Regions from separate parts of the Homo sapiens genome. Here region 1 is linked to region 2. A link is an interaction called in ENCODE POLR2A ChIA-PET data of the cell type or tissue named here. Cell type or tissue: MCF 10A. All regions are shown on one strand. Links, peaks and the distances in the headings refer to the core of each region. The heading gives the core; the rest is flanking DNA.

Region 1 (4,397 bases), core at 187-4,186, 78 kb before region 2:
ACTGTGCAGAATTTTCTCCTAGTTTTCCATTACACCAAGGATGGTGGGAGGGCTTCAACAGGTGATGAAGAATGTGAACAAAATACTAACTGAAAAAAAAGTTCTTCCCAAAGTATCACCAACTCTGTTTAATAAACAGTGGAGCTACAGATGAATGAGAAGGGAAGCTGGGACATATATTATCTGTATATAATGTCTGTATATCCCACAGCCAAGAGTTCTCACACTCAAAGAGACGCTGGCTTCACATGGAGAAAACAACCTCTCAGGATGTGTGCACTACTTTAAAAGATCTCACAAAAAAGATACAAAAGAAGGCATACAGGCATCTCCCTATACAGGGTAAAAAAAAAAAAAAAGCTAGAATTTGTTTAGAATTAGACACATGGTAGTAAAGGTATAAAGAAAAGCAAGTTACAACTGTGGTGAACTCTTGGGGCTGGGAGGGATCTGATCAAAAGATAATACCTGGAAGGGGCGATTTACTATTTCTTGACCTGGCCATAGTCACCGGGTTGTTCATTTCTCTAACCATAAAATACACATTTTTATACACTTTTCTGTATGTATATTTCATTATAAAACATGTTGAGAGATCGATCCCTAATACATTTCTTAGTAGAGTATAGGCATTCCATAAATGTTTAATAACAGAATGGATAACAAAATGGTACTAGTACTAAGTTTTCTCTAATCACTTACTAGATATATTTCAGTTTGTCATGTTTACAGACTTCTTTGCAAACAAAAGAGTGAAATATTAAGAGTTTGGAACGATCCTATGCATAGCAACACATTAAAGAGGACTTTTAAGAATAGATTCTCTATTTCATTTAGAGTAAATAAACATTCTTTCAACTAGTCATGATTCACATTGATAGGATTAAAACATTCTATACATAATACCTTGAAATTAAAACAATCAACAGAATTAAACAACAATGCAGAAAAGGCAAGACAGCAAAGCAAAGTGACAAAAATAATTCCTTCGAACTTACAGAACATGTAACATTCAGAAAGGAAAGGAGAGCAAATGAAGAAAGCAAAATCATTTTCAGGTCCTGCTTTTAAAAATAAGCAACCACGGTTAGGATTTTGTTGTGGAGTTGGGGGGTGGGAAATGACACATGAGTTCATTAAAAAATAAAAGACGGAGAGAAAACTGTTTTGGAATACAATGCAGAGCAAGTCTTAAAAAACAGTTGCCATGAGCTTCAATGTGCAATAATAAATACCACTAAATAGAAACCGCCACTGAATAAACGTCAGATACTTTGAGATGACAAAGATCGCCAGAAACATTCCCTGGTCCGACTGTTTTTATATATTTGTGTACATGCGTAAGTGCTAAATCTGGATCTAATTTCTTCCTGAAAAAATCCAGTTTTCTGCAACATCCTCACAGTCAGGGAGAACTAAGCTATATTGAGAAGTTTGGAATCTCCTCACGTGCCAAGGAGGATTGCTTTCTATCTTTACCGCATGTTTTAAAAAATCTTCACAGCAACACATCCAGGCACCCTAGGAATACAAGGCCACGCAGACAATAGGGAACGGAGGAAGGAGGGAGGAAGACAAACCTGGCCTCCAGAAGGAGCCAAGTGTAGGCTCCAAGAGATAAACAGCCAAGTACAATAATCTTTCGAGAAGCGGGCTGAGAAACAAGGGTGGGAGCTGGAAGGAAGGGTATAATCACACCTTCCTTCACAAACTGTAATTAGGAGAAAGACACCAGCCAGGCCAGCTCTCTCGCAGAGCTCCTGGGCTCACCTGGGCATGTTTTACTAACCAAGCTCCTCCTAGTTTCTTTCTCTCTCTCTCTGTCTCCCCCTTCCTCCCTAACCCCCACTGGCCCCCACTCCCTATCCTTTCCTGCAAGTAAAAAGCTAAAGTAAAATGACTTTCCACAGCAAAACAGTTACAGATGTTCTACCTCGGAATACATCCCAGATCAAGAGCTCGTCACTTGATATGCAGGGCTGGGGACCAGGAGAGGGTACGAAATGGCCCTGCGCTGTGGCCTTTTCACCTACCCAAGCCTCCTAAGTTTCCTGAAGGTTCTGAGCTCATTAGACAAAGAACAATGAAGCCAGGACTCCACTCAACCGCTGGTGGTTAGACTGGTGGAAAACAAAAGATCACAGGGTCTCACTGAACTCAGCAACTCTCCAGTGTGCGTCTTCCCTTCCATTCCAGAAAATTAATTTAAAAGTTGCCCGTGATGAAACAAGGGATAACTGTGCCTAAAACAATGAACCGTTCTAAAGCTTGAAGTCGGAATAATTCGCTCTTAAGCTTTGAGAGGATCACACTATGCAATGTATTCCTACTTTCTCCCAATATAAATCACGCTATTAAATTAAAAGGAGAGAATTCTTCCACCAAATTACACACTAATGGCTCTTAACCCATAATTAAAGTATCGCTACCAGCAGTGTAAAGCCCCAGCCAGCCAGGGCTCAGACCCAGGTCTCAGCCCCAGGGATGATGTCAGTGCAGCGACAGCGATCTTGAGGAAAGCCCGTGGTCTAACCTGTCCCTGTCCCTGCTCCCTGGGGACTGGCTCTGGAGCTGGCATCCACGCAGGCCTCCTCCTCTGCACAGGCAGACAAAAGGAAAGCAAGCCCAGTGCCAGAGCAGCACGAAGAGCACCTTCCAGCGAGGCCGGTCACTCAGAGGTGTCTCACCTACCCTTTCCCCAACATCACAACAGCCTCGGAATTTGGACCAGCAACTGGCTTCAGAGCAAGGAGAAGTGGGAGAGGCTCCACTGTGTGCTGTAATCCAGGGTGTTATCCCCGTGCTAGGCCGTGAGGGCACCCAGGACGGGGCATGACCCTAACATCACGGAGCTAATGAGGAGATAAGACATGAAATAAGCCCGGCGCGGTGGCTCACACCTGTAATCCCAGCACTTTGGAAGGCCAAGGCGGGCGGATTACCTGAGATCAGGAGTTTGAGACCAGCCTGGCCAACATGGTGAAACCCTACCTCTACCAAAAATACAAAAATTAGCTGGTCATGGTGCAGGGCACCTACTGTAATCCCAGCTACTAGTGAGGCTGAGGCAGGAAAATCACTTGAACCCGGGAGGCAGAGGTTGCAGTGAGTGGAGATGGCGCCACTGCACTCTAGTCTGGGCGACAGAGCAAGACTCCGTCTCAAAAGAAAAAAAAAAGACATGAAATAATTCTGGAGAGGCAGCACGGCATAGAAGATTCATAGAAGAGTCAAAACTCAATTCAATCCTGCCACAAACTTTCTAAATAAACTAAATCAACTCTCTGAAAAACAGAGTTTCCCTCTCTGAGCCTCACTTTCCTTGGTGAAAACAAGGCAAAGGTATTAGATGATGTCTGAGGCCCTGGATAGCTCTGCAATAATTAGATAGAGAATACAAGGCAGTATATAATCAAGTATTAAATTATACAGGAGCAACTACAGCTGCCATTGAGAGCTTGCACTGATTTTTTTTTGAGTCAGCCTTCATTCTAAACCACTTCCTGAAAGCCCACTCAGACCCTGTGCTAGGATTCAGGGATGCAGCGGTCACCAAGACAGAATGCTCTGCCTTCACGAGGCTTTCGCCAGTCTAGTAAGGTATTCTCAGGTGTTCAGAGGAGGGAAAAAATGAGGGCTGGGGTTGGCCTATGACCTTTGCATGGAGACAGAGGCAAAACTGGGCTTCAAGTGGGTATCATCTGAGCATTCAGTGGGGTGATGGACGCAGTGGTTAATTGCTGAGTACGGTAGTAATAAGCCATGAGGTTCTGAACACATAGCACAAGCCCAGTTCTACTAATCCGCTCATCATTAGTGAAGGGAATTAGTTAGCTTCCAGAAGTCAGCCAGACTTCGATTCTTCCGGCCCTCTCCCTAACGTCTCCTTCTCCCACCCCAAACCTGCTAATTGTGGTTAACTTTTTCCCTTTATTCTTTTCAGTTATTCTTGCAGACAACTATGGTGGAGGGCAGGAGCCAGGAAGCAGTTACCAAGGAGGGAGTCCACATCTAAGCAATATGGAGTCAGTCAGGAAGGAAGACCTTGTATGCTACAAGGTAAACGGCTAAAAAGATCGATTTGCGTATTAAGTCACAAGAGAGGTTTAAGAAAGACAGTACAGGCTGAGTGCGGTGGCTCATGCCTGTAATCCCAGCACTTTGGGAGGCTGAGGTGGGTGGATCACCTGAGGTCAGGAGTTTGAAACCAGCCTGCCCAACATGGTGAAACCCATCTCTATTAAAAATACAAAAATGGGCCGGGCATGGTGGCAGGCACCTGTAATCCCAGCTACTCAGGAGGCTGTGGCAGGAGAATGGCTTGAACCCGGGAGGCAGAGGTTGCAGTGAGCCAAGATCGCGCCATTGCACTCCAGCCTGGGGGACAAGAGCGAGAC
Region 2 (4,397 bases), core at 114-4,113:
GCCAGGCACGGTGGCTCACACCTGTAATCCCAGCACTTTGGGAGGCCAAGGCAGGTGGATCGCTTGAGGCCAGAGGTTCGAGTCCAGACTGGCCTACATGGTGAAATCCCATTTCTACTAAAAATACAAAAAATAAAATAAAATAAATAAATAAAAATACAAAAAAAAAAAGAAAAAAATGAACCATGTTTTTCTTTCTCATTTTAGGATATTATGAATCTCTCTCTCTTCATTTTCAAGACCGCAGCCTTATACAGCAAGGCATATGAAATAACAGAAACTCTTTGGCATTTTTAGTTTCCTCTGGATATGCTTGCTCTTGCATTTATTTGAAGACTTAAAATTTGAATACTTATGTGAATAGTTAGTATTTCCTATTCACAAGTGCTAAAGCGACACATATTCTTAGGGACCTATTACTCCCAAGAATAAAAGATGAATTTGGGCTGGGCGCAGTGGCTCACGCCTGTAACCCCAGCAGTTTGGGAGGCTGAGGCGGGCGGATCACGAGGTCAGGAGATCGAGACCATCCTGGCTAACACAGTGAAACCCCGTCTCTATTAAAAATACAAAAAATTAGCCAGGCACGGTGGCGGGCGCCTGTAGTCCCAGCTACTCGAGAGGCTGAGGCAGGAGAATGGCGTGAACTCGGGAGGCGGAGCTTGCAGTGAGCCGAGATCGCGCCGCTGCACTCCAGCCTGGGTGACAGAGCGAGACTCCGTCTCAAAAAAAAAAAAAAAAAAGATGAATTTGCATCACAGCCCAAGTTAGCAAGCTTCCCAGAACAGCCCAGGTCTAACTCTCCATTGTTCCAAAATAAAATCTCAGCCCTCAGCCTATTAAAGCCACATAAAGTCATCTAATTAATGACACAGTGCAACATTAGGTAGCACTGTAGTTATTACCATCAGTAAATATTATTGGTTCTTTTTTTTATTTTTTGAGATGGAGCCTTGATCTGTCGCCTAGGCTGGAGTGCAATGGTGCGATCTCAGCTCACTGCAACCTCCACTTTCCGGGTTCAAGCAATTCTCCTGATTCAGCCTCCCTAGTAGTTGGGATCACAGGTGCCCACCACCATGCCCAGCTAATTTTTGTATTTTTAGTAGAGACGGGGTTTCACCATGTTGGCCAGGCTGGTCTCAAACTCCTGACCTCAGGTGATCCACCTGCCTCGGCCTCCCAAAGTGCTGGGATTATAGGTGTGAGCCACCGGGCCCGGCCCAGTTCTTGTTATTCATAGTAGTTGTGTTCTGTAAAATCTCTGTGAACATTGAATTAGTGGATATTGAACCAGTGTTCCTAGGGGAAATGAGAGTGAGATTCCTTCCGGCTTCTGGTCACATTTTTGCAAACTGATCAATACACAACCTTGTTTTACGTATGTTTCTGTTTAAAGACACCTTATTTAATACCTATTGTTGATTCATTAATGTTGAACTCAAGGCCAACAGCACCGTAACTCAAGCCTGAATGAAGCTCATCTAACATGTATATTTTCTCCATGAGGCTCATCACAGCCTTCTTGGCTGAGGAACATTAGACAGCATTTTAGCACCATACTTACGGGCCACTGTAAATAGCAAAATCCCCAATAAAAAGCACAAAAATGGGCAGGGTGCAGTGGCTCACACCTGTAATCCCAGCACTTTGGGAGGCCGAGGCAGGCAGATCACGAGGTCAGGAGTTCAAGACCAGCTTGGCCAACATGGTGAAGCCCCGTATCTACTAAAAATACAAAAATTAGCCAGGTGTGGTGGTGGGTGCCTGTAATCCCAGCTACTCGGGAGGCTGAGGCAGGAGAATCACTTGAAACCGGAAGGTGGAAGTTGCAGTGAGCTGAGATCGCGCCACTGCACTCCAGCCTGGGCAACAAGAGTGAAACTCTGTCTCAAAAAAAAAAAAAAAAAAGCACAAAAATATATAAAAACATGTTACTAAATAGACTGCAAAAAGCACACTTGTTTACAGCATGAGAGCTCAAACAAGAAGGCAGGGTAGTGCCTTGTCTGAGCTCTACTGGGAACATGTGCATTGGGAGGCTCAAATTTTTCCCCATACTGCACATGTCCACAAATGTCGAAGAAAGTGTCAGAGGCATTGATTTGGGGCTTACAAATAAATTTTAGTGAGTAGACAAATTTATAAACATGGAACCACGAAAAATGAGGATCGACTATATCTGGCTATTAGACCTGAGGCATGAGACACAGAAAGTACATTCTACAAAGTTTTCTCTCTTTGCAAAAGTGCTATTATTCTGTATTTCAAGAAGGTATAATTGTTCTGGTTTTAGCACCTCCTACATTCCTTTTCCTACCTTGGCAGTTTGTATCTGCCAAATCTTGCATCAAGATTTTGCAATCTAGTTCTTATGATACTGGGTTTTTTTTTGCGGGGGGGTGGTTTATGTGGACAGATCCTAAATGCTACAGATTAGCAGCATTCACTTTACTCTTCTATTAAACACCCACCCATAGCTTCATTAACTTTAGGTGAGTTCCCTGAAAGAAGCACAAATGAGCCTCAGTTAACATACCTCGAAGAAATTTCTTAACTCACACACACAAAAAACTTTCTCTTTCACCAGGTTCTCATAGCTGCAACAGCTCATCTCACACAAGCAATAAGCAGACACATTGGTATGTTAAAATCACCACACCAAAACAAGAAGGCAATACCCTGCCTTCTTGTTTGAGCTCTCATGCTGTAAACAACTGTGCTTTTTGCAGTCTATTTAGTAACATGTTTTTATATATTTTTGTGCTTTTTTTTTTTTTGAGACGGAGTTTCACAATTTCAGTGACGTTAAAATTTTCCCGTGTATTTTATTTTTCCTTCCTGAGCTTACAACTTTTAGTACTTTTGTTAGGTCATGTTCAAAGTTACAAAACAACTTTTATTGTTAACCTACTCATTATTTTACTAAGGCAAATTAAAAGCTGCACAGCAAAACTCTCCAAGACAGATACCTAGAAGAGACACGAAATAAACTCTCCCTTTGGATTTGTTTTGGCAACCACCAGAGACTGGTAACAGGGCTGCCTCCATAAGGAGTTAAGAGGAATTTCCCACTACAGATTTTTTTTTTTTTTTTTTTTTTTTGGTACAGTTGGGAGCCGGGAGTCTCTCTGTTGTCCAGGCTGGTCTGGAACTCCTGGCCTCAAGCGATCCTCTTATCTCAGCCTCCCAAAGTTCTGGGATTACATAGGTGAAACACCGCGCCCGGCCCAGAACATTTAAAAGTGAAAGTTTTTACATAATTATCATGTCTGTAAGAAGTGTTAAAATCTTCAGATAAAGTCATAATTTTAAATCAGTTGGGGGATAGCAGTAACAACTGTGTTTATGTAGCTCTTTCAAAGCTTCAAAGAATTTATAAATAACACAAAATACTTTCAAAGCACATTATTCTCTGTAATTCCTGAAACTCTGTGATGTATTGGAACTAATATTACCACCCTTTTACAAAGGAAAATAAGATACAAAGTTTGAGTACGAGTAACATTTCTGGTCATAAATCTAGTCAGTGACACTGATAGGACTAGAACTCAAGTCTCCAGAAATAATAACCCAGAGCTGTTTTTACTACAACATTCACAGTTTTGGAATGTAGTCCATAGTTATTTATAGCAGAATTATCTTCTTAATTGTATTGTGTTTTGGTCAACATAAAAATTAGTTTGCATTCACTTCCAAATGGAAAGCAAAGGCAGGCTGCCCAGAAGTGTGAAAAAACGGTGGCCGGGGAAATTAGCCTGGGATTAAAATTTTGCCAAAGTTAAACAACGAATTGAAGGGTTTACATCATTTCCACCGTGGGGGAGATGACTTTTCAGGCCAGATGTAACAGGAAATACAAGAAAAAATTCAAAACTGTCTTGAGTGTAAGACAAGAAACTTCTGAATCAAGTATTTCTAAATCCTTTATTTAAATTGAGAGCATTGGGACTTAGAGATAATAAATAACTTGTCCCAAGATCACACCACAGGGACAGCTTTACTGCTCCGACCCCAAAGGTCTCCTTAAACTGCCCACTCTACTCCCTCCCAGTCATGCGCAGACTCTTCATTAGATGCAAGCAGGAAACAATGAACAGTACAAGTCCGTGGACTCAGCGAGTAGAGAAAGAGTTAAAGTTTGGTATGCTAACATGGTATGCAAAACTGACCTTCAAATCCTAATAGGCAAATTAATTTTTTTTTTGTCTTTGACTATTTAGAGGAAACAACTGCCAGACTCCTTCTGAGTAGAGGTAGGCTTGGGTATAGAACAAGATATTAAAACTCCACAAACTGGGAGACAGTGCCTTTCAAAGAGAGGGCAACCAGCTGTTGATAAAACCCAGCAGAACCGCCTCCACTTCCCCACACCCCTACCCTCCCGCGCCAGGCTG

What was found. Peaks named below come from ENCODE experiments on the same cell type or tissue, not always from the same donor. Only the 100,000 strongest peaks of a DNase experiment are listed, where the experiment ranks them.
Region 1: POLR2A ChIA-PET joins it to region 2 with 10 read pairs; 5 of 35 experiments call an interaction of 5 or more read pairs at or near these places.

What each region holds. Positions count from the first base shown.
Region 1 is chr3:11,636,713-11,641,109 of GRCh38, forward strand. All of the region lies in intron 1 of VGLL4 (vestigial like family member 4), which reads right to left. Among named protein-coding and RNA genes, the nearest start is that of VGLL4, 5.0 kb to the right of the region's middle. RefSeq lists an enhancer at 2,291-3,242. In MCF 10A, for the core only: no CTCF peak of the experiment used is centred there; no DNase peak of the experiment used is centred there.
Region 2 is chr3:11,714,410-11,718,806 of GRCh38, forward strand. It overlaps a transcript of VGLL4 not described here. Among named protein-coding and RNA genes, the nearest start is that of VGLL4, 73 kb to the left of the region's middle. In MCF 10A, for the core only: no CTCF peak of the experiment used is centred there; DNase peaks (open chromatin) are centred at 2,382 and 2,602.